3 separate regions of the Mus musculus genome follow, and all the other regions are linked to region 2. The links are chromatin loops, found by intact Hi-C in ENCODE. Cell type or tissue: left cerebral cortex. All regions are shown on one strand.

The links. Peaks named below come from ENCODE experiments on the same cell type or tissue, not always from the same donor. Only the 100,000 strongest peaks of a DNase experiment are listed, where the experiment ranks them.
Region 1: it touches region 2 in a loop (7-fold over the local background); 2 of 42 quality-filtered maps call a loop at or near these places.
Region 3: it touches region 2 in a loop (12-fold over the local background); 2 of 42 quality-filtered maps call a loop at or near these places.

Annotation. Positions count from the first base shown.
Region 1 is chr9:16,928,545-16,936,544 of GRCm38, reverse strand. No RefSeq gene overlaps it. Among named protein-coding and RNA genes, the nearest start is that of Gm39296, 420 kb to the left of the region's middle. In left cerebral cortex, no CTCF peak of the experiment used is centred here; a DNase peak (open chromatin) is centred at 4,796.
Region 2 is chr9:17,388,373-17,396,372 of GRCm38, reverse strand. No RefSeq gene overlaps it. Among named protein-coding and RNA genes, the nearest start is that of Gm39296, 36 kb to the right of the region's middle. In left cerebral cortex, no CTCF peak of the experiment used is centred here; DNase peaks (open chromatin) are centred at 616, 2,329 and 3,143; H3K27ac peaks cover 844 bases.
Region 3 is chr9:17,739,464-17,747,463 of GRCm38, reverse strand. No RefSeq gene overlaps it. Among named protein-coding and RNA genes, the nearest start is that of Gm39296, 390 kb to the right of the region's middle. In left cerebral cortex, no CTCF peak of the experiment used is centred here; DNase peaks (open chromatin) are centred at 1,550, 4,619 and 4,946.

The sequences.
Region 1 (8,000 bases), 460 kb after region 2:
CAATTTTAAACTTTGTGTTATGAAGAGGAATTTTCTAAAGCTTGTTGGCCCTTTTCCCTAACCTCATACTTGTCTTTTCATCACAACAGTGATGAACTAATATCTCTTAGAAGCATCAAGGGTTAGTGAAATATTTTACTTGACCATCCATCAAACTGCTTACAGGCTTAAGTCATGAAACTGCAGTAGCAGTGTCTCTGTTCCACTCTTTTCCAAAGCCAGCTGCTGGCTTTAGCTGTCATTTCCAAGGACCATGAGATCAGTAAGGATTATAGACTCAGGGTGTCTCTAGTAACAACATTGAGAATCAATAAAAAATGATTGGCCATTTAGCATAATATATCTGTAAATAATGAGAAGTTTCTTGTTGGTAACAAATTGATTTTGAAACTGGTTATTCACAGAGGATATGAGAGGGATTTCAGAATCCATCTTCTTTAGTGACTGAATAGTCATGGGTCAGAGAGTTCAGAATTTGTTTTAATATAGTAGATATTTGGTGACACTTTGTACAACTATGTATCACCTTTACTAAATGAGCTACATGGACCCTTGCTCTGGCTGCTAAGTGCATATTTGTGAATATGGATATTGAAGTGAAAGATTTTTATCAGCCTTTGAAACTTTTCAAAAGACAATTCATTTCATATTGTTGCCAAGAGTGGAATAATAGGTGACAAGGGTTGGTTTACTTTTGAACAAGTTAAATGGAGATGGGCAGTCTTATACTTACCACAGTCTTACCACCATAGGGGTAAAACAACATACTAGATTCCCAGCATGCATGTTTGAGGAAGGCCTAGGAGAAGGATGCAGGGAAAATCAGAGGACATATTCTGTTGGTACAGAACAAATCTGGATTCTGACTCTTTACTTACCAACAGGGAAGTTATATAAGCCAAATGTCTGAGGTTTGGCTCCTCATATGAAGAGTGCTCATGCTTTATAGTTTTACATTTAAACTGGAAAATAACATATCCTAGAAACCAAGACTCATTGAAGAAATTAAAGATTATTATTAATTTATTGAAGATCACAATTTGAAGACCCAGCTTTACTGAGATTTCAAAGGTCTGCAAACAGTCTGTGGAGGAAAGTCACTCCTATTTGAGCCTCTCCTTTCTCCTGGCCAGTTACCAATATATTATATTTACAAAGGGTCTTTTAATTTTCCTTATATGACCACTTTAATAACATATAAATGTACAGTGCCATTTTTAATCAAGATTTTATTCTTTAAATGTCCTGTCAGATTTATTAAAATGGTGTTCGATCTGATCAGGTCAATGACTATAGATCAAGTCATATCTTGCCTCTGGTCTTAGAGATAGGGGTCAGCAAGACAGACTAGATTTCTCTGGTTTAGTGAAGTTTATTTTTTTAAAAAAAACTAGTGCAATGCATGCTAGCTTAGAGAATATGAGGACTGTTATAATCAGAAACTCAAATATAAGCTGGGCATTTAAAAAATAATGTATAGCTAGGTCCATAGGTAAAGAGAGGGAGGGAGAGAGAGAGAGAGAGAGAGAGAGAGAGAGAGAGAGAGAGAGAGAGCTCACACAGAAAAGTGATAGCATCTTCACATTGAGAATCAGGGAGAAGACAGCAGAAATTAAATTAATGTCTAGAAAAAGAAGAAAAAGTTACAATCTGTGGAGAAAAGCAGTGCAGATTTTTAGTCAAAACTGTCAAGGTAAACTTATGGTGAAGGTTTGGGGCAGTATCTTAGGACTAAAGGGAAGGCATTGAAAGTCAAATTTTGAAGATCCAATCTCATCGAAATAGAAATAGAATAGACAAAAATCAAGTGTGTGTGCTAAAATGCAGCTATCTGACTATGGAGAAGAAAATATATTTGAAGTAACACAATCACTGGGTGAGATGTCCTTCGCAGGAGAATGAGTTATAAGAATAGAAAGGGGTTTCTGAATAATACCATTTTCTGCCTCCTGCAGACCCATGCAGAAGAATACTATACTTGTATGTTTGTGTATGTGTGCATGTGTGGGTGTATGTGTAAAAACTTACATGTCTTCCAAACTGCAGAGCATATGTTTCTTTAAGCTCTTTCTTTTTATCAAACATAAAGCTTCAGTTCTAATGGTCTGTGATAGTTGCCAAACTGTTTGGCATACAGTACATCAGAGTAAAGCCTTGCTGATTGATTGATCACAGAGTAGAATGAATATACAGAAGGCTCACTTTTCAGCTTTTAAAAATAATTTTGTTTCAGATACATTGAGAAACAAATACATTATAGCAAAATATTTGAATGAGCACCTCTGTGAGAGGCAGAGAAATAGGACAGATTACAGATACGCAGCTGAAGTTGGATTCTACCTAATCTCTCCATTTATTATTCAGAAGAAGGAATGGTGCACTGCTACATTTTGCTTTCTTAACATACAAGTTGGAACACACACATTCTTTATAGAGGTTTCTAGAAACCGTGAGACTTCTTGGACGGTGCCAAAGGAAGTCTAGGTACAACTAAGAGCTCTGAATATCCCCTCTGAAGCCAGAGGGACATATTACCAAATTACAGAATCTGCCATGCTGGCCTGCTAGCTTCTAATTATCCATGGTGGTGATGAAGCCTGGAGGGTAAAATGGCCTCATAAAATACAGTAATAAAGGTGTCCTTGGTTGTACCATCATTTTGTAAAGTGCAAGCTGTGATTGATTAGACAATCTAAACCACAGGCCATCTGCAGCCTGCCAAAAGAATGCGTGTAGCTCTAACATTAGGTTCAGGCAACTTTCCAAGCTGACCTTTTGTCCAAACAGCTGGAAGAGACATGGGCTTATGGTGCAGCAGCCATACTCCATATGTCCCTCTAGTTAAAGGAAAGCAGGCTGATATGTACCCTTCTGCTGACTCATCCCTCTAACAGTCTAGGGACTATCTGCAAACAGTACCATCTTTATTTGACCTTTTAGGCATGTTGAACTTCAGCAATAATTGTGGAAATACCATCAAGGAAAATTTTATTAGAACGCGCCATCTCAGCCCTCAAGAGGCTTAGAAGTGATGAGGACATTTCCACAAATGCCAGGAAAGGGGTGGTAACTGCTAAAATACTTAATGAGGAAATTTTAACTGGGTATGTGTATGTATTGACTGATCTGCTAGCATGCCCAAAGAATGAGAATAAGCCCCAGTACTGTCTCCAGCCTGTTTTTGTAACATTAGACATAATCTAACATTCCTTCCCACCATACTTCATTTAATTGCTTTTGTGCAATGTCTTCTTCAGTGACTATTAGTACTTTTACACTGTATTTTAGGGGTTTCTGGGTAGCCACATTTTAAAAAGAACATAAGTGTAAAGAAACATATACAACAACAAATAACAAAACCTTTAAATATAAAACAAAGTTAACAAAGAAAATAGCATTGAAAAGGAAAACGTTAAGAGAAGGTGGCTATGATTTAAATAAAAGAATATCTCCCGCAAGATCATGTGTTTAAATATTTAGATCATCTCTTTTCAGAAACTGAGGGATCAGTAGATGGGGTTGAGTTTGAAGAGGGTTATGAGGGCATTTCCCTGCTTGTGTTTTGCTTCATCTCTCTGTTATCCGCTGATAAGTGAGAAAGTAGCTGGTCCACACTACTTACCATGCTTCACGATGGTGAACCATGAGCCAAAAGAAACCTTCATCCATTAAGTTATTTTTTTATTTGCTCAGCTATTTGGTCACAGCAATGAGAAAAACAATGAGCACAAATATATATTAACCCAACAGACAAAGAAACATCCTTGGCTCCGAAGTCACAAAGCATACTTAAACGCCACTATTATCTATGAATTATTATGTAACACAATCCCTTTCTCCAAGTTAGATCTGCTTCTGCCATTTGACAAGCCTTTAACATCTGCACCATGCTGAGGATTTATTCAAGCATCATCTGAAAGTCTAATGTTTTCTGGATATTTTACAGTGGACCAGGATTGACACCAAGTCCATCCTACTTATGTTCTTTATATCACAGCAACCTAAGGAAACCAATATTTTTCTTGTCAATTCTAGAGACAGGAAACATGTATTAGATTCCTTTGGTAAGCTGTAGAACTCTAGCTTAAACCAGATATGCAGGCTAATTAATCAAGACACTGACACAACTGAAACATTCAAGAAGTGCAAAGGAAATAAACAATAACATTAGCCTTGGTGGGGCAATAATCAAAAGAATGCTTAAGAATAAACAAAGAATACACTTTAAAATATACATGTACGTCACTGTGGTTGTGCATAGGCTTGAAGTGTCTGCAGAGTCCACACAAAGGCGTCATATTCCCTGGACCTAGAGTTGTGGGTAGTTGTGAGCTGTGGAACACAGGTGCTGGAAATTGAACCTAGTCATTTTCAAGAGCAATACATGCTCTTATACACTGAGTAATCTTTTTAGCCCCACAGCTCATCTTTTGAAAACACATTTTGATTAACTTAGAAAGAGAATGTTCACTAAACCAATACAAGCAAAGCAAAAAATTATAAAATAGAGGTTGGAATGGGATGCCAGCTGAAGATTTGTGTGAATTTCTCTGTGTCTTTCCAGATGAAATATGGTTGCCCATTTTTTTTTTCTTTTGCTCAAGTCTCAGTGTAAACTCCTGCAGCGCCATCAGGAGCACTCCTGTAATATGTCTGATGACTCCACTTTTCCTTGTGGGTAACACAGTCATTTGTACAACATACCATGGCTTTCAGAAAAGGGAGATGCTTGATATCTAGGCTTTCGCTCTGTGTCAGTTCCATATTCCATGCTTGCATCTGTTATTTGAAAATCTCACTGTGAACAGATGGGCCTTCAGTTTTACATGTGAATGAATCCAGGAGAAGCAGCCAACAGCACAGAGAAGAGAAAAGTGATACCCGAAAAGAAGTTAACAGAACCTATGTCTGTGGCACATGTCTTCTTTCTACCTCTTTTTGGAGAATTTTGGCTTAGAGTTTTTGGCTTAGTAATGTGATGCCTCGGTAGCCTGAACATGGAATATAGCCAGTAATGACCTTGAACTCTTAGAAGTCTTACATCCTGTTCCTGGGTGACAGAATTGCAGGCCAGCACCATCAGGCTTAGCTTGTTCATGAAGAATTTAAAGTTGGTTTTGTATACAAACAAGAGTCTTTTCATTTACCAGTAATCTTTAACAGGCCAGTACAATCACATCTACACTTCTATGTGCATTAGCTAAAGAGAAATAAACACATGTTTTATGTCCTTTATTATAGCACTTGCATCGACCATCTTATTTAGTCCTAAAACAAATACATCTCTGTAAATGGATGGCAAATACCTAAAGCACAGACATCATAATTATAAGAATATGAGTTAAAAGAATAGTTCAAACTTAAAAAATGATAGAGCTGACATCATCACTTCATTTACCAATGGAGATGTCTGTTCTTTGCTTTCCCAGTGGTTCTGTTCTTTGTTTTCCAAAGATAAGTCCTTCTCAGAACTGATTTAAGGAGGAAGTGGGGCTGTAGAAGAGTTAACACAGTCCCCACCATTCATCAAAATTCAAAGATAAGATTGTTTTATTTTCATTATTAATTATCCCCATGCCCCTAATGCCAAATGTTACAGAGTATGTCAAATCAAAGAGGCATTGGTTAGTAGATGAAGTAGTCATGTTTACATGTGGCTAGTACTTTTGCTAAGCAATATAATAAAACTATATGGGACCCATTGAGAACAATAAGAAGTGCTTTTATGAAACAGATTGAGAGTTGAGGGCTGTTTTGAAAAGATTTCTCTATGTTAACAATCTTGTTATATGTGACTACGGAACATGAGCCTACTTCCCATTTAATAAGCATTCGTTCTTTATGCCCAGTGATCAAAATTAAGGGACTCACTGGCAAAAGCCTCTGGTTCTAGTTGACCCCCACAGTACTGTAATTCTGTGATATTAATCAAAATACTCAGCACTCACATGTCTAATGGAATGATAACAGAATTTCTCTATGAGCCTCATAAAGTTCAAAGTGGAAAGCACAAACAAAAGAATAGCATAAAGTCACTATAAATATAACTAATATAACTTATTTCTCCTGTTTATCTCCAACATCTGCTGTCCATGAAAAAATTCATTTTTAATAAAAGGCAAGTAGAGTGAAATATTCAGCCACTTCAAAGTTTCAGTGACTGAAGCTGAAATTCTCCTCATGTGGTCCTAGATTGTGTGGTTTGCCTTTCTCTGCAGTACACAGCCTGGACCAGTTGATTCCCTCATTTATGTTTCCACCTGCCCCAGTCCCTAGGAGTTTCTTGCTTGTCATTCCAGAGGTGTTAAACATCTCTCCCAATACAGAAGATGAATTGGAGAAAAAGGGAAATAATTCATCTATCTACTCATCCATAACTCATGCTGGCAGTTAGTAAGCATTTAATGAACAGATAAGCATGTGTCAGGCACTGAGCTAAGTTCTAGAGGCACAAATTAGAAAAAAATAAGGGATATAAAATTAATAGTTGGCCTGCATGATACATTCCCCTGAAGGTGTTCACAGTGAAGTTGGGGAGGTAGTAATATAAACATACCTGAGAAGTGGTACCATAGGTTGATGAGCATTGGCTAAAGCTGGTAGGCGCTACGGTCTTAAAGGGAGGATCTCCTCGTCAATGTCCAAGTCATGTGTCCCTCCTGCGAGTCTGATGGTATTTTAGAGACCCAAATCTTTTCCTATTTTTAGGGCACACCTTATATTGGTAGAGCTTTCTGATATAATTCTGCTGCCTGGACTTCAGAGACCATCTCATCTCCTTTGTGACCTATAAGTAGTTTCTGGATTTTCCTGAATCCCCTGCATATCCTAGGTGGCAAACATGCTCCCTACCAAATTACAAATTACAGCCCCTTGAGCTGAGGGGCCTCTTTCTTCTCCAATGACTTGCATTACACCTTAGCAACTGATTTTCATGCACTGTGAAATGTAAAATCTCCATTAGAAATGTGAGAGTGAGCCAGGAGTGGTGGCGCACGCCTTTAATCCCAGCACTTGGGAGGCAGAGGCAGGCGAATTTCTGACTTCGAGGCCAGCCTGGTCTACAGAGTGAATTCCAGGACAGCCAGAACTATACAGAGAAACCCTGTCTCAACAAAACAAACAAGCAAACAAACAAACAAAAGGAAGAAAAAGAAAAGAAATGTGAGAGTGGTCAGTCTGAAGCCCTATTAGGTATATATACAAAGTAAATATAAGACACAGAAGAGGTGTCTATGTATGTGCTCATTGTCATAATCATAACAGCTGAGTTACTGAGTCAGCTTAGGTGCCAACCAGCAGGTTACTGGATTCAAAAAGCAGTCTATCATCACAGATGCAAAGGAGTACCAGTCAACTATTAAGAAGAATAAAACCTTGTAATTTACAGGAAGATTAGTGGTATTGAAAGACATCATACTAAGTTAAACAAGCCAGCTATAAAAACAAGAATCAGTGTTTTACTTCATTTGGAGAGGGTAAAGAAAAAAAAACTAAATGATACCGAGCTAAAAGAAGAGGGACAAAAAAGAAAGCTAAAACTGCAGAGAGGGCTGAGAAGGGCCAGAGAGGATATTAGGCAAGGTGGATTTGAACAAACATGACTAATGTGTGTACATAGCATAGGCATATTATTTTGCATAATCTACATGGTTAGTAAAAAGGTCCATTATTTATAAAGAAGGAAAATGACATACTTATCTTTAGCCGGGAGTCTTCTCAGTATTATATTTCTACCCTATTAGTATCAGATTAACAATTCCTAAACATTTGTTTTGTTCCTGATATTGGAAGGCACTGGAAACACAACAGTGAGTTCCTCTTATACAGAGCATAAGAGAGATTACAGAGGGAGCAGTAATCCTGGGTGTCTTGATTTTTAGGAAAGTGCTTATTGAAGGTACCTTGGTATTGGAAGATGATAACATTAAATAGTTTCCAAAACTTGGGCAGCTTCTTTTACCATATTAATTGTCTCTTAGGTTTAGAGTAGCCTCAGA
Region 2 (8,000 bases):
ATCCATTATCCATGAAAGATACTGTTGGATGCCCTGAGGCTTTACAGAGAAGTCAAACCATATGCTCACTGCTGCTGGAATGACTATAGAAAGTCACAGTACTTGAGCCCTACTGATGATGTTAGCTGGATAAAATGATGGCACCATAAGGTCTTTCTTTGTGTATTTTAATGAGTTAAATGCTCAGAAACATAAGGTTATACATCCCCTAAGACTTCAGCCTCACTAAGCCATTGATGTTCTCATCATCCTTGCCAAATGCTGTCAGATGGGATAGATGCACTTTCAGATGATTGAAGCAGCAAATTATTTTCACAGTCTTCACATTGAAGTGATTCTATTTTCTCTGTATGTTCAGGTTGCATGCTACCCTAATATCTCAGCACATTGTAGGAATTTACAGGAGAATATAAGCAGGACTTCTCAGTGCAGGACATTTAAAAGGGGCTGCATCTCTACAGGAGTTTGGAGGTAAGAAAACATAATTGAGTTCTAGATCATCCTTTTAATGGCTTCAGGGTGATGACAAGTTATCCAAACTTTCAGAACTATTTTATCACCAGAAACATAGAGTTGATGCTAGTGATTTAACTGTGAGGATTGAATTGTGTGGGTTGCACTTGGCATGGTGCAGAGACTCTAACAGTATTTCTTGACTATATGGTTTTCAAATTCTGTTTAAAACAGAAAGTAAATAAAAGCTGTGATGTATTTTAAGCCACCAAAAATGTTCAATGTTTGTTTTAAATATATTTCCTGATTCCATCTTGTTGGATCATTCAAGTGTGATTTACATCTCCAACAGATACAAGTCATCAGATTAAAGGGACCAGGATAAGTAATTTGGTACACAACTTGTGTGTGTGTGTGTGTGTGTGTGTGTGTGTGTGTGTGTGTGTGTGTGATGCCACAGAGCATGCAAGTTAATCCTGAGCACCATCTCGAGGTAGAGCCATGGTAAGCTTCAGGATTACAAATAGCTCCCCAGCTCCAACAGCCTGAACCCAAATGGAAAAAAAAAAACATCAGCAGGGATTTCTGCATGTGCAGAGGCAGTGGGTGATAGGAAAGGTAGCAAGATATACTGAAAGGATTCACCACAATATTCACTGTGAACTCATAAAAATCTCATTTGTTAGTTGCTGTGTATGTGCCTGACACTGTGGAGGATTTGCATCATGTAGAACAGAACTGTCAGTGTTAAGAGTCAAACAGATCAGATTAAACCTCCCATCTCTGTCATCAGGTCTCTATTCCCAGGAGCTCTGTTAGTGTGTGTAGCAAAAGCCACCAAGGTAAACCTGCTCCAGCTTTGTTAAAGATGACTTGTTGACAGACAGGTCAGATGCATTTTATTTGATGAATGTTACATTTCCTACAGACACTGAGACATGATACTCCTGAGGATAGTGATAGTATCTCCTCATTTGAGATGTGTTTACCTCTGGGAACATGGGGGAGGAATAGCAAAACTTTTATTTTATTGAAAATGTGCTGGAAAGCAAGTGTATATAACTGTTCTTGCTGGTCCACTAGCCTGTTCTGAACCTAGTTGTGGTGCACAGACATTCTCACTATGGTGCTTCCCTTACTTTTTATGATACTTTCTCTTCCAATACCCACTCTGAATAAGATATCTTAGAATATTTATTACCCTTAACATATGCTAGTTTCATGAAGTAGTTTTTTTTTTCTGTTTTTTCAACAATGATCAGTGATATAATTGTTTTCTGCTCTGCTAGTCATGTTTCAAATACAAATTTAATCCCTCTGTGTATACACATGAATGTGTGTGTGTGTGTGTGTCTGTCTGAATCCTCTCTAATATCTCAGTCTCTCTAAACATTCGATGTGCCCTATGCTTTGGTCAGTTTTAAATCATGAGCCTCAATTTTTATCACAGCATGCTGTTGTGACATTATTTCAGATTGTCCAGATGAAGAAATTGAGGATGAGCAAGTCTTATAATAGTCTCTCTAAGAGAAATTTTATAACAAGATTTTCATATAGCAAATTACATTTTTCTGTTTTTTAACATTCTCCATAAAAATACATAGTTTGTGAACATGAATTGAAGCATAGTAAAGGTATTAGAAGTAGCTCATACAGTTTTGGCTCCTTATGGTCCATGAACTTTGATCTTGAGTGGGGATCAGATTGAAAAATGGAGTGGGATGCTTGGGTCCACTTCCTAAGTCTAGATCTCTGAGGTCCAGTGGTAAAGAAGATTCAAGCTGAGAAAGTATATGTTTCTTCTGTCTTTACAACTTTATTCTCGACCTTAGCAGCTTGCATGGTTCACACCCACAGAGGTGAAGAATGCTTTCTTTACACAAATTCACAGGAGACTCCTTCAGGAAACAATTTCACAAATTTAAGGCAGAACAAATTATATTAATAGCTGAAAGACATCACGAACCCAGAAAAGGAACTGTGTAAAAGTAATTATCAGTTTTCTATAGAGAACAGAAGACATTATAAAATAAGGGGACATTCTAGTCTTCCACTGACTTCTAATCATTTGCTCTATTTGTGTTGTACACATCTGCAATTCAGCCTGCTCCAATAGATAAAACTGTCTGCATGGAATATATGCATAACCCTTATGTAGTGGTACCCAGTAAGCAAATATTAAAGGGCATGCCCATTTTGTAACTCACAATGTCCTCCACAGACATAGCATAAATATAAAATAAAGTATTAAATAAATAAAATGGAAAATTATATGATCCAAGGTCATGTTGCATGTTCTTTCCAAAGTCTGTTTTCTATACTTGTAGAGGAAAGAATTTCTCATTATTCTACTGTGCTTCACAGCACCCTACACTATCCAGTCTCTTGACATGAAAATCATGTCCTCTAATGAAGCAGCTTACGTAATCTTTCTTCAGGTGTTTTTTTTTTTTTCCCATGATTAAGATTTGTTCAGACTTCTCCTCAAAAAGGATATTGAAGAGTGTTGGTGAAATTGTCAGCCTTCTGTGCTAAGTAGGGATGGATCCTGAAAGAGTCCCCTGTGTAAACTGTCTGTCCATATGTTTCTGTGGGAAATACCATCTGGATTACAACTCATATTTTATGAAGCAGGAAAGAAAAAAATATGTTCACAATTTAACAGCCCTGATTCTATGGGAAAGTGGAACTGAATTTAAAATAAAGTTATGTAATTTTATATGAGAACCCACCATGCACCAGACATCATCACAAACACTTTCCAACTTAGACAAATGAGTCATTGTGTTTCCCTTCCAGGAAAGGAAACCCCAAAAAGAGCCAGCTTGTCTTTGTCAGTAATATAGAAAATATGTTCAAAAAATATCCCAAAAGAAGGTGCCTTCAATCATTCTAGTCAGAAGATGGTATAACTGAACTTATATGTCAAGAAAACATCTTTTTCCCAGGGTTATTATGACAGTACCTGCCGTGAACAAGCAAGCAGGATGGTAAATGTCATTGCCCATACTTTCTCTGTTTGAACCAAAAATAAAAGACGATGTTTGAGGGTCATTGAAGGCAGGGTGATGAGCCTGCCTTCTATGGGCTGCCTTAATTCACACATTCACTAATGTGTGAATATAGAACATATTCAATGCCAAACACCAACATTAAGAGTAACTTAAGAGTGAGGCCCAGTTTGGCACCTCAGATACTGATCAGGAATCTCTTGGCTCCTTTACCATGTGTGTCTCTAGAAGGCACTCACTGTCTTTTCTGCTGTATTACTAAGCCATGTTACTTTATACAGTATGATCAGTCTATACTCTTCAAGCTATTTTCAGTCATTAAATGAAATTCAGTAGACTATAGGAAGGATTTTCTAGTTGTTACTAACAACTGTACTAGAAGTATAAGAAGACTTCAAACATGCACTTATACAAACACATAGCATATCTTCTTATGCAAAATATGCATATATAGTCATTGTATTTACTACATATTTTGTCTTAGTTAATCATTGTTCTGAAGATTTGAAAATCACCTACTTAAGGAGTATATGCAATAACTTTTGAATGTGAACTAACAAACAATATTAAACTCATTTAGTGTTTAAGCAATATTCTGGAGTTATAGAAGCCAGAACTTATTCACTGACAAGTTAAAATTGGAGCAGTTACCTAGGAGAACAGAGCTATGTTCATGTTCAGTTCCTAAGGCTTCTTTAAGTATTGATGTAAGTATGATATATTTTTTCATAGTATATTCAGTCAGTTTCTTTGAGTATCTTTCCATTAGACTTAGGATAATTAAGGGCTCAAGGTGGTTTTGGAGCTTTAGTTCCAAGACATGCCACTGGTAAGTGCTCATTGAAAATATGTTTAACAGACCCAAAAAGAACACAAATACCAGAACAGACTACTATACCGAGCAAAACTCTCAATTTACCATAGGTGGAGAAACCAAAATATTCTGTGACAAAACCAAATTCACACACTATCTTTCCATGATTCCAGCCCTTCAAAGGATAATAAAAGGAAACCTCTAACACAAGGAAGGAAATTATGCCCTAGAAAAAGCAAGAAAGTAATTTTTCAACAAACCTAAAAGAAGAGAGCCACAAGAACAGAATCTGAACTCTAAAAACAAAAATAACAGGAAGCAACAATTATTTTTATTTTTCCTTATTTCCTTATTTTTATTTCTATTTATTTTTATATTTCCTACTTTTATTTTATTTATTTTTATTTTCCTTAATACCTCTTAATATTAATGGACTCAATTCCCCAATAAAAAGATGTGAGGAGCCGCCCTCACATTTGCCATTATAAGATGGCACTGACAGCTGTGTTCTAAGTGGTAAACATAGTCTGCACACATGCAGGGGCAGTTTTCCCACCATGTGTTCTGCCTTTCCCGTGATGACAACTGGGCCGATGGGCTGCAGCCAATCAGGGAGTAATACATCCTAGGTGGAGGATAATTCTCCTTAAAAAAGGGATGGGGTTTCGCCATTTGCTGGCTTGCTCTCTTGCACTCTGGCTCCTGAAGATGTAAGCAATAAAGCTTTGCCGCAGAAGATTCTGGTTTGTTGCGTCTTTCCTGGCCGGTCGTGAGAACGCGTCTAATAACAATTGGTGCCGAAACCCGGGACGAGAAAAAACTCGGGACGAGAGTTTACCATCACCGGTGCAAGGAAGATCCCTCATTCCAGAACCAGAACTGCGGGTCGCGGTAATAAAGGTTCCCGTAAAGCAGACTGTTAAGAAGGATTCAACTGTATGAATTCAGAACTTTTCAGCTGGGGAACGAGAGTACCAGTGAGTATAGCTTTACGAGGTAAGCCTGGCCTTGAACTTTCTAAGGAAATTCAAGACAGTCTATCAGAAGTAAAGTGGAAAATGTTTGGCCTTGAATTTTTTCTGGTGTTAGAAGCCCTTTTGTTCCTTTTCACATGTTATCAAGTGGTTAAGATAGGGCGGATTCTAGAGGAAATTCAGGACAATCTATCAGAAGTAAAGCGGGGAGAGAGAATAGGAGCAAAGAGAAAATATGGTACACAAAATAAGTATACAGGCCTTTCCAAGGGTCTTGAACCTGAGGAAAAGTTAAGGTCAGGGAAGAATACCTGGGGAGAGATTGGAAGGAAAGAGGAGAAAAAACAAAAGAAAAAAGATCAATCAGCGGAGGTTTCTAGGAGAAGGAGCCTATACCCATCACTAGATGAGTTTAAGGAGCTAGTTCTTAGTAGCTCTGAATCAGATAAAAAATTTAGCTTCTCTGAAGAAACAGACTTGGAGGAGGAAACAGCTCGTTATGAGAGAGAAAAGTGCCAGCCAGATAAAATGCGAGCTAATCGGTCAAGGAAAAAGCCAAAAGCGGCTGGCAAAGGCCAGCTTGCTGCTTGGCCTCTTGGCAGTCGGCTTCAAGGTCATAGTGCACCTCCACCCTATGCTGAGCCCCCGCCCTGCGTAGTGCATCAGCCCTGCGCAGAGAGGCAATGGACAGAGAGGCAATGCACAGACTCGTTCATTCCAAAGGAGGAACAAAGGAAAATACAACAGGCATTTCCGGTCTTTGAAGGAGCCGAGGGTGGGCGTGTCCACGCTCCGGTAGCGTATATACAGATTAAAGAGCTTGCCGAGTCGGTCCGTAACTATGGAGTCAGTGCTAATTTCACTATAGCACAAGTGGAAAGGCTTGCGAATCACGCTATGACTCCTGGTGACTGGCAAACGGTTGTAAAAGCCGCTCTCCCTAGTATGGGCAAATATATGGAATGGAGAGCGCTTTGGCACGAAGCTGCACAAGCGCAGGCCCGAGCAAACGCAGCTGCTTTGACTCCAGAGCAGAGAGATTGGACTTTTTGACTTGTTAACGGGTCAGGGAGTTTATTCTGCTGATCAAACAAACTACCATTGGGGAGCTTATGCCCAGATTTCTTCCACGGCTATTAGGGCCTGGAAGGCGCTCTCTCGAGCAGGTGAAACCACTGGTCAGTTAACAAAGATAATCCAGGGACCTCAGGAATCCTTCTCAGATTTTGTGGCCAGAATGACAGAGGCAGCAGAGCGTATTTTTGGAGAGTCAGAGCAAGCTGCGCCTCTGATAAAACAGCTAATCTATGAGCAAGCCACAAAGGAGTGCCGAGCGGCCATAGCCCCAAGAAAGAACAAAGGCTTACAAGACTGGCTCAGGGTCTGTCGAGAGCTTGGGGGACCTCTCAGCAATGCAGGCTTAGCGGCTGCCATCCTTCAATCCCAAAAATGCTCCATGGGCAGAAATGATCGGAGGACATGTTTTAACTGCAGGAAGCCTGGGCATCTTAAGAAAGATTGCAGAGCTCCAGGTAAACAGGGAGGGACCCTCACTCTTTGCTCTAAGTGTGGCAAGGGTTATCATAGAGCTGACCAGTGTCGCTCTGTGAGGGATATAAAGGGCAGAGTCCTTCCCCCACCTGATAGTCAATCAACTGATGTGCCAAAAAACGGGTCATCGGGCCCTCGGTCCCAGGGCCCTCAAAGATATGGGAACCGGTTTGTCAGGACCCAGGAAGCAGTCAGAGAGGCGACCCAGGAAGACCCACAAGGGTGGACCTGCGTGCCGCCTCCGACTTCCTATTAATGCCTCAAATGAGTATTCAGCCGGTGCCAGTGGAGCCTATACCATCCTTGCCCCCTGGAACCATGGGCCTTATTCTCGGCCGGGGTTCACTCACCTTGCAGGGCTTAGTAGTCCACCCTGGAGTTATGGATTGTCAACATTCCCCTGAAATACAGGTCCTGTGCTCAAGCCCCAAAGGCGTTTTTTCTATTAGCAAAGGAGATAGGATGGCTCAGCTGCTGCTCCTCCCTGATAATACCAGGGAGAAATCTGCAGGACCTGAGATAAAGAAAATGGGCTCCTCAGGAAATGATTCTGCCTATTTGGTTGTATCTTTAAATGATAGACCTAAGCTCCGCCTTAAGATTAATGGAAAAGAGTTTGAAGGCATCCTTGATACCGGAGCAGATAAAAGTATAATCTCTACACATTGGTGGCCCAAAGCATGGCCCACCACAGAGTCATCTCATTCATTACAGGGCCTAGGATATCAATCATGTCCCACTATAAGCTCCGTTGCCTTGACGTGGGAATCCTCTGAAGGACAGCAAGGGAAATTCATACCTTATGTGCTCCCACTCCCCGTTAACCTCTGGGGAAGGGATATTATGCAGCATTTGGGCCTTATTTTGTCCAATGAGAGAGCAGCGTTGGGGGATAATGTCGATATTTCCACTCTCAATGATTCTCCTGCTTTTTTACCACTAACTAGGAACTGGGTTTAGCCTTGATTCAGACAGCCTTGGCTCTGTCTGGACAGGTCCAGACGACTGACACCATTAACACTTTGTCAGCCTCAGTGACTACAGTCATAGATAAACAGGCCTCAGCTAATGTCAAGATACAGAGAGGTCTCATGCTGGTTAATCAACTCATAGATCTTGTCCAGATACAACTAGATGTATTATGACAAATAACTCAGCAGGGATGTGAACAAAAGTTTCCGGGATTGTGTGTTATTT
Region 3 (8,000 bases), 350 kb before region 2:
GACTGTCTCTGCAGCCTCTGCAGCATAGGATAAAAACCATTTATAAGTTGTCCAATATTTTGTACATGGATTTTAGGGATCAAACTGAAATTAGTATAACTCATACTATAAACAGTTTATCAAGAGTGTCATCTTTTTTGTTTTCAACCAGGTTTTTGTTTTCAACCAGGTTTTCTTTTTGTATTTTTAATAAGAAAGGAAGTTGCCAGTGAACTTTAGCTAGTATTTGTTTTGAGTTCTAGTTTAGTCTCCTTGTGATGTGAAGCATAAATAATATGAAGGAGCATCACTAGTAATTGAAGTAATGACATCTGTCACCTTAAACTCAGTGTGAAATATTCTTGATGTCTACTACTTTCAGAAATTCACTTTTAAATAAATAAATATTCCTGATTACAGATCAATTACATGTGGCTGACACTCCTCCACTGGAACCAATGCATTCAAACCTTAGCAGCATGAATGGAGGAAGGAAAGGAAGGAAAGAAGGGAGGGAGGGAGGGAGGGAGGGAGGGAAGGGAAGGGAAGGAAGAAGGAAGAAGGAAGGAAGGAAGGAAGGAAGGAAGGAAGGAAGGAAGGAAGGAAGGAAGGAAGAGAAGGAATGATGGGGTGGAAGAGGAAAGGAAGCAAAAAATGAGGAAAGAGACAGCAGGATGAGGGTGGGATTAAGGGAAGTACACATACACACAGAAAGAGAGAAAGAAAGAGACAGAGAGACAGAGATAGAGACAGACAGAGACAGTGAGACAGAGATACAAAGAGACAGAACAAGAGAAACATACACACCTTGAGACAGAGGGTTAAAGAAAGACTACTTTTCTAAAAACCATGCAGATGGGCTAAAACCCAACCATTCTTTAGAAAGCTTATAATGTGTATTTTGCTTTAATTATCCCCAGATCTACATCTTGATGTTCAGCATTGATTGAATCAGTTCAAAGGTTGATAGCAATCTGCATGTGTGGATGGTGAAGGAAAATGTAAATAAATAAATAAATAAATAAATAAATAAATAAATAAATAAATAAAAATAAATAAAAATAAAAATAAAAATAAAAAATAACTATGGAATAGCTATTTGGGAAATCTTCATACAATACATTCCATTTAATCATATCAGTAAAAACTGAAGTAAATCCTTCATGGGGTGCAGGGGGACAGAAGATGAATATTTTATAAGAAGAGGGTTTTCAGCAGGGACCAATAAATCACCCATTTAATCCTACAAGTGTCTACCAAAGTGTAACTCCTGTTTTTATTTTTTCTACCTTTCTTATTAGCGTTTTCCTATATAGACAGTTTTAGTGAAAATTGTGGCTAACATCCAACTCATTTACAAAGCTGATGTCTTTTTTCTCAGTGACACTGTGTCAAACCAAAAGCCATATTTGAGGGTATAAATACCTTGGCAGTGCTCAGCTGGTGAAGGCCCTGAAGGATGTCTGTGTGCAGTCTTTTAACTGGACTCAGCTCCTATTGCCTTACTCTAACACAGTTTCCCAGCTGGAGACTATTTTATGCTGGAGAGATGGTGATATATTTTTGAAGTTTGTAGAGGTCTAAATGGGAAGGAAGGCTTTCCCTGCACTTTAATTGCTTGTAGCATACTTGAAATTTTATCTGGATAGAAAAATAAATCTCAGATGTCAAGCTTTGTGGTTCTCCAGAGCTGCTCATGCTTGCAGTCATTAAGAAATATACTCAGCATTAACCATAAATCAGCTGAAATGCAGGGAACTGCTCTGAATACCTCCTACTGCTGATGGATAGTGGCTTAGGAGAAAAATGCTTCTCTACCATTATTCCTATAAGAAAAATAATACTTTATTAATAAAACAAGATGCCAAGCCTTTCACTTTTAAAGACCTTTGGTTACTTTTCTTTCTGAGAACAAAAATATTCAGTCATTTTAAAACAAGGAAATTAATGTGTGTTAAGTGATATCTTTCCCTTGTCCTGACTAAATGATTCAGGGCAGGTTTCTGTTTAGCTCACTGCTATTTACTTTTCCCAGCCAAGCAGAACCTAGTGGCCTCTGTAGAGGAAGTAGGGTTGATCTCTACAACATGGACCTCCCAGATGCATGTCACCTGCTAATCTGTCATGTGTTCTGGAATACTCTTGTTTGGGTCTTACCAAAGCAGCCCTGAAATAATGCTGATATAAAGGCCCATAAAGTCTGAGAATTATGAAGATTTCTGTGTGATGACTTATTGTAAAATTTTGAATGCATGTATTTTGCTATTGCTTTGTTCTTGGATAGACTGGCAATGGTCAAAGTACTTGGAAGATGTTTAAACGTTTTCACGCTGAAACACAGAGTACATTGGACTTGGTGCAGTAGTGCTGTATTGAAGGTCAATAGTGAATATGGGTCAATTCTCCTCAGAGACTTTTATGAACAAAAGTTACTAATCTGTGAATTAGCTTTGATTTCATTGTGACTAGCATTTTTTTGTTTGCTATTTGTTCTTAGTTTTTTGCTTCACATCTGGCAAATATGTTAATGAATATAATCCCCTTGAGTCTTACAAGCATGATGCAATTCTACTATTTTTAGTTCACCCCCAACTCTGTGCTTTCTAGTGAAAACATCAGTGCACCAAATCCCAAATCCCACAAAAATCAATGGATAAACACAGGCTTTTTTGAAATTTAAACAAAAGACAAATTTGCAGCTATGACATTTATCATTCCATAGATAAAACAGAGGTCATCCCTTGGCTTCTAGTGTCACCTTGGTAATTGGAACAAAAACTCCAGGCACATAGATGAACAATGCTGTCAGGAGGCATTCCCCTATTTAGCTGTCATTTTTTAACACAAATCCTCAGTGAGTATTTACTGAGTACTTTCTTAGTTCTAGTGTGGTCAAGGACATGTACACCTGAGGGCGCCCACACTGCCATGATCTCTGTCCTGAGCCTGCCCTGTACTTTGGCATTCTTTCCAACCAGATGCAGCTACTATTCTTTCCACCCGAAGTCTCAAGTAAATGTGAGCCTTAGAAATAGGTGATTACACCAGAAATAATTGCTTACTGTGGGAATTTACCGGGCTTCAAAACCATACAAAGGTAGGTCTAGAAGGATCTCACACACTGCCCAGTGTAGGACTGAGAGAGTCTTACAGAATTCTCAGTGTAGGTCTGGGAGAGTCTCACAGGATTCCCAGTGTGTTCTCTCAGCATTACAAAGGTTCAGTCATCTCAGTGAGAAACATACTTCTACTTCAAGAGAAGCAGTTTGATAGCTTAGGGTGGCACAAAGTTCCACTAAAAGGAATTATTAAATATACTTGCTTGTGTTCAGTAGTATAAAATTCAAATCCATAGAAATAAAATTGTATAACAATTCTCTATATAATCTTTAAACTTATAGCATTTTTTATGATTTTAATGTTTAGTGAATTTCCCCAAGAATACAAGATTATGTAAATAAGTGAAGTACTATATTTTGTTTGAAAATTTACCAAGAGTTCTTAACCATTAAATATTCACACTGTGGGGTATTTAAAACACCATCAGCTGGAATTTCAGTAATTTATACTAAAAATTGTAGATAATAGAATATAATTAAAATAGGAGCTGAACGGGTCTGCAGGCCTATAGGAGAAAAAACAATTTGAACTAACCAGTACCCCCAGAACTCCCTGGGTCTAAACCATCAATCAGAGAAAACACATGGTGGGACTCATGTCTCTAGCTACATATGTAACAGAGGATGGCCTACTCAGCCATCAATGGGAGGAGAGGCCCTTGGTCTTGCTAAGATTCTATGCCCTAGTATAGGGGAAATACAGGTCCAGGAAGCAGAAATGGGTGGGCTGGGAAGCAGGGGAGGGGAGAGGGGATTTTCAGAGAGGAAACTAGGAAAGTGGATAGCATTTGAAATGTAAATGAAGAAAATATCTAATAAAAATATATTAAAACAAACATTAGAACAACTAACATCAAAGCTAGAATACAATTAATATAGATAATATTTTTGATAGTGTGAAAAATTCCTTTGTCTGTTTAAAACTATGCTAAATTATTGCATTATGTTATTAGTAAGTAAGTTTTACTGTTATACATAGGTATGGTTTTAATATTTTCTTTGCTTGTTTATTTTTGATACTGTAATGAGCTGATGATTGCTTCTTTACATTTTTTAACATTGTAATTACAAAAGCTTTGCACATTATTGAATACTAAACTTATTAACTTTTTCTTTTGTATTAGGACAGTATGCTTATTTTAAACATGGTTATCAGTTATGGATTACATTAGGATTCCAAGGAATTTTATATTATTAGGTTACTTAAAAGCAAATCAGACATGGTAGAATATAGAATCATAATTTGTTTACAAATGAATTGGTGAAAATTAAGGAGAAAAGTCAAGAACTGTATCATTGTCTGCTGCTGAATTCAAGTCAGAATATTGGATAGACAACTGATGCCAAATAAAAAAAGCACGGAAGTGTTAAGTAGAGAGCTGGAGATCTGTTGCAAGTCAGTTTCCAGTGACTGGCTGGTTAACTCAAGGACATCAAGTCTGAAAAGTAGGAGGACAATGAGTAGGTTTATTTTGACAAAGTTGTTGCAAAGTGGGGGTGGGGGAAGTCTTCCAGAGACCCATCAAGCATGGTATTTGATTCATCCCTAATTACTAGGAGATTTGCAGAATTCACTTGCAGCCTAATCCTTCACCCTTTCATGGAAGAAACTTGAGTTTCTAGTGGGTCTTTTCTGGATGCCCTGGGTATCCTTTTTCGCTCCCCTGTAACTCTGTGAACCTCTGTTTCTTGGTGACTTGTCTGATTTGTCAGCCCTCTTGTAAGACCTTGTTTTAGGTCCTTTGATTCTCACTTGCATCTACAATCACTTAGGTTTTTTTAATATCAGCTTCTGGTATGTGACAGATGGCTCACTTCAGATGTTACCACCACCTTGGAGCATGGAGGTGGTGAAGACTTAAGTGTCTCTGTGTGAGCTAAATGCCCACTCAGCAGCCTGTTCATTCTAGGTAGTGGCTGCTATACCTGACCCAATTTTTTTTCCTTCCTTATCATTAAATTAGATTAACAACTGCCACATGTACTGGAAGGCTGACACAAGAATTGGAGGGATGATTTATTTCTTTACCTGATTTAAAATCTACTTACTTGATCGCTGCTTCAGAGCAACAAATCGAAAATCTGTTTAATTTTTATGAGTAGTATGTTGGAATCCATGGCAAATGTCTAGCAGTAGTCTTTTGTGAAAGTTGCATATTTTTCACTATAATTACCTAATCTTTCATGTTAGTTTTTCATGGAATGTGGCATTACATTCTTGTTAAATGATATCAGAAATATGATTTTAAACTGTATGGCATAAAGAGTCATACAAAAATATAGAAACTGTATAAAAGCACTAGTGATCTTTGAATATTTAATTTCTTTAGAGAATGGAACCTGACATTCAAGTATGTTATTCAAAGTATCAAGTCTATGACTAAAAATCATTAGTGCTTCTCCTTCCTTAGGTTGTCAGCCTAATTTCAGAAAGATACGCCTGAAGTTTTTCAGAAAAAAAGATGACAGGAAATACAAACAACATCAATGACACTTTTTAAGAAATAAATTTGGGACAACTTCTTTAGGTTCATCTTTTATGTTGTCTCAAATACTTGTCTATACTTAAAATTGAATTGAGACTGCTTCCATAGTACTGTGGTGTGTAAGAGAAATTAAATTAAAAATGTCATTTAATACTTGGTTAACTGTTGCTAAGAAATGTTGTACTTATTGGTTCTCCAGCACATCTAGTACCTTCTGGCATGAACTCACTCATTCTTCTTTGAGAGTCTTATTTCAGTCTGTTTGGTATAATTCCCTTGCCCAGCCTAAGATGCTCCCTTCAAAATTCCATAGCTAGCAACACAGCCTTCTTCCAGTCCCCGAAGAGGCTGTCAATTTTGGCAGAATGAGTTCAGAGAAAGAAATAGCAGCTACCCTGAGAGACAACTTTACCTGTGAAATGCAGGTAATATAATTTTTTATTGAAGCAGTTAAAAAGAGAAGTAAATAGAGAACTTAGCCCTCAGTATAGCTCAATGAAGCAAGAGTAAAAACTCCTTATTTATGAACTTCCTGTCACTCACTTTCACCTGCATGTGAATTTCTAATAATACAATTTGAAGCCATTTGTTGTGGCATAGGTTTGTGACATCAAACACTGAACTATAATGTGATGAAAAACAATGTCTTTTTAATGTATACTATAGTTCTGTGGTAAGAGTTTCTAATATGTAGCAAAGAGAATGATTGTGTGAAATTGTAATTCATTTACAAAACAAAGTGAAAAACATGGAAGAAAATTTCAGGAAATATTTGGAACGTATAAAAATCAATCCTATTGAAATTGAAAAATGAAAAATATCACCAAGTATCTGAGTTTGAAGACAGTTCAACTTAATGTAGAAAGGAAGAAAATACTGGAAACTATACTGGCACATTTTCAAACTAATAAATTAGAAAATCTAGAAGAAAAGATCAGTATAAAAGATTCAAAGAAACATTGAGAAAAAGAACTCTGATGATGCAATATCAAAGAAGTGAGGTATCCAAAAGAAATTCAGGAAACAACAGCAAGTACAAAGCCCAATGCTCCAAGGCATGTTATCGCAGACGTGCTGAAGAGAAAGAAAACAAATTGAGAATCTGAATTAAGGATGATACAAATTTCATGTGAGGATATTTAGGAAAGGATATTTCATGTGAGGATATTTAGGAAAGGAGGGAGGCATTTCTGGTAGGAATGAGAACCAGAAAACAGTATTGAAAAAATTTAACCTTACACAGAATTCAGTAGCCTTCAAAGTTTTCATTCTAAATAAAGACAAAATGGGGACATTTGAGAGGAAATAAAAAAGTCATAAAATTTATCACAAAATAATTTGTACTAACAAGCAGCCCTCATCCACACAGAAACAAAGCAGAATGAAATAACATAAAAACAAAAATAAAAAGATACTTTTCAAACTGAGGGAAATGGAGTAGTTTGAATATCCTTGGTCAATGCAAAGTGGGACTATTAGGAAGTATGGTCTATATTGGAGTAAGTGTGGCCTCATTGGAGGAAGTGAGTAATTGTGTGAGTGGATTTTGAGGTCCTGTGCTCAAGCTCCAATGAGTGTGGAGGTGAGTCTCCTCCTGGCTGCCTTCAGATCACTATGTAGAACTCTTGACTCCTCCAGTACCACATTTTCCCTGGATGCTCCCATGCTTCCTGCCATGAGGACAATGAACTGAACATCTAAAACCATAAGCCAGACTCAATTAAATGTTTGTCTTTATAAGACTTGCATGGTCATGGTGACTCTTCACAGAATTTTCACAGGACCACGGGGATTTCACCCAACAGCAAAAAGTTCCATATATTGAAAATAGCACTCAAAAATAGCACTCATTTTAACTACATGCAGAAGTACAACTGACAATCTTCTATCTAGTCTTAGTTTAATAACGGAAATGGTAAATAAACTAATAATAACAATAAACAATTATGTAAAATTTGTATAAAGAACCCAACCCAACGGCAGTAACACAATGGACATGACTATTTTATTGTAACTCTAACACACATGAAGTGATAATTGGAAGTAAACACAATCATTTGATAATTTGAGAATTCACAGTCTAAATGACCACGTCATATGTGGTCATTTAAGATTTTATTATTAAATAAGACTGCATTTGAAGACCTTAAGTCATATGAAGTGTATTGAATTATTACACCATGCATTTATAATTTATATTTATAATATCAAACTATAGCTAGATAATGATGACAAATTTGGAAAATTAAATGGATATTATTAATACTTTCAGGGTTATAAAATTTATCAACTAGGAAATTGAGAATTAATTTGTCTGAAGTAACAAGAATATGAATAATAACATTTGGAGAGTGACATAAAGGTATGTTTAAAGGTAAATGCATATGAATATATGCCTATAATTAAACTTGGAGTA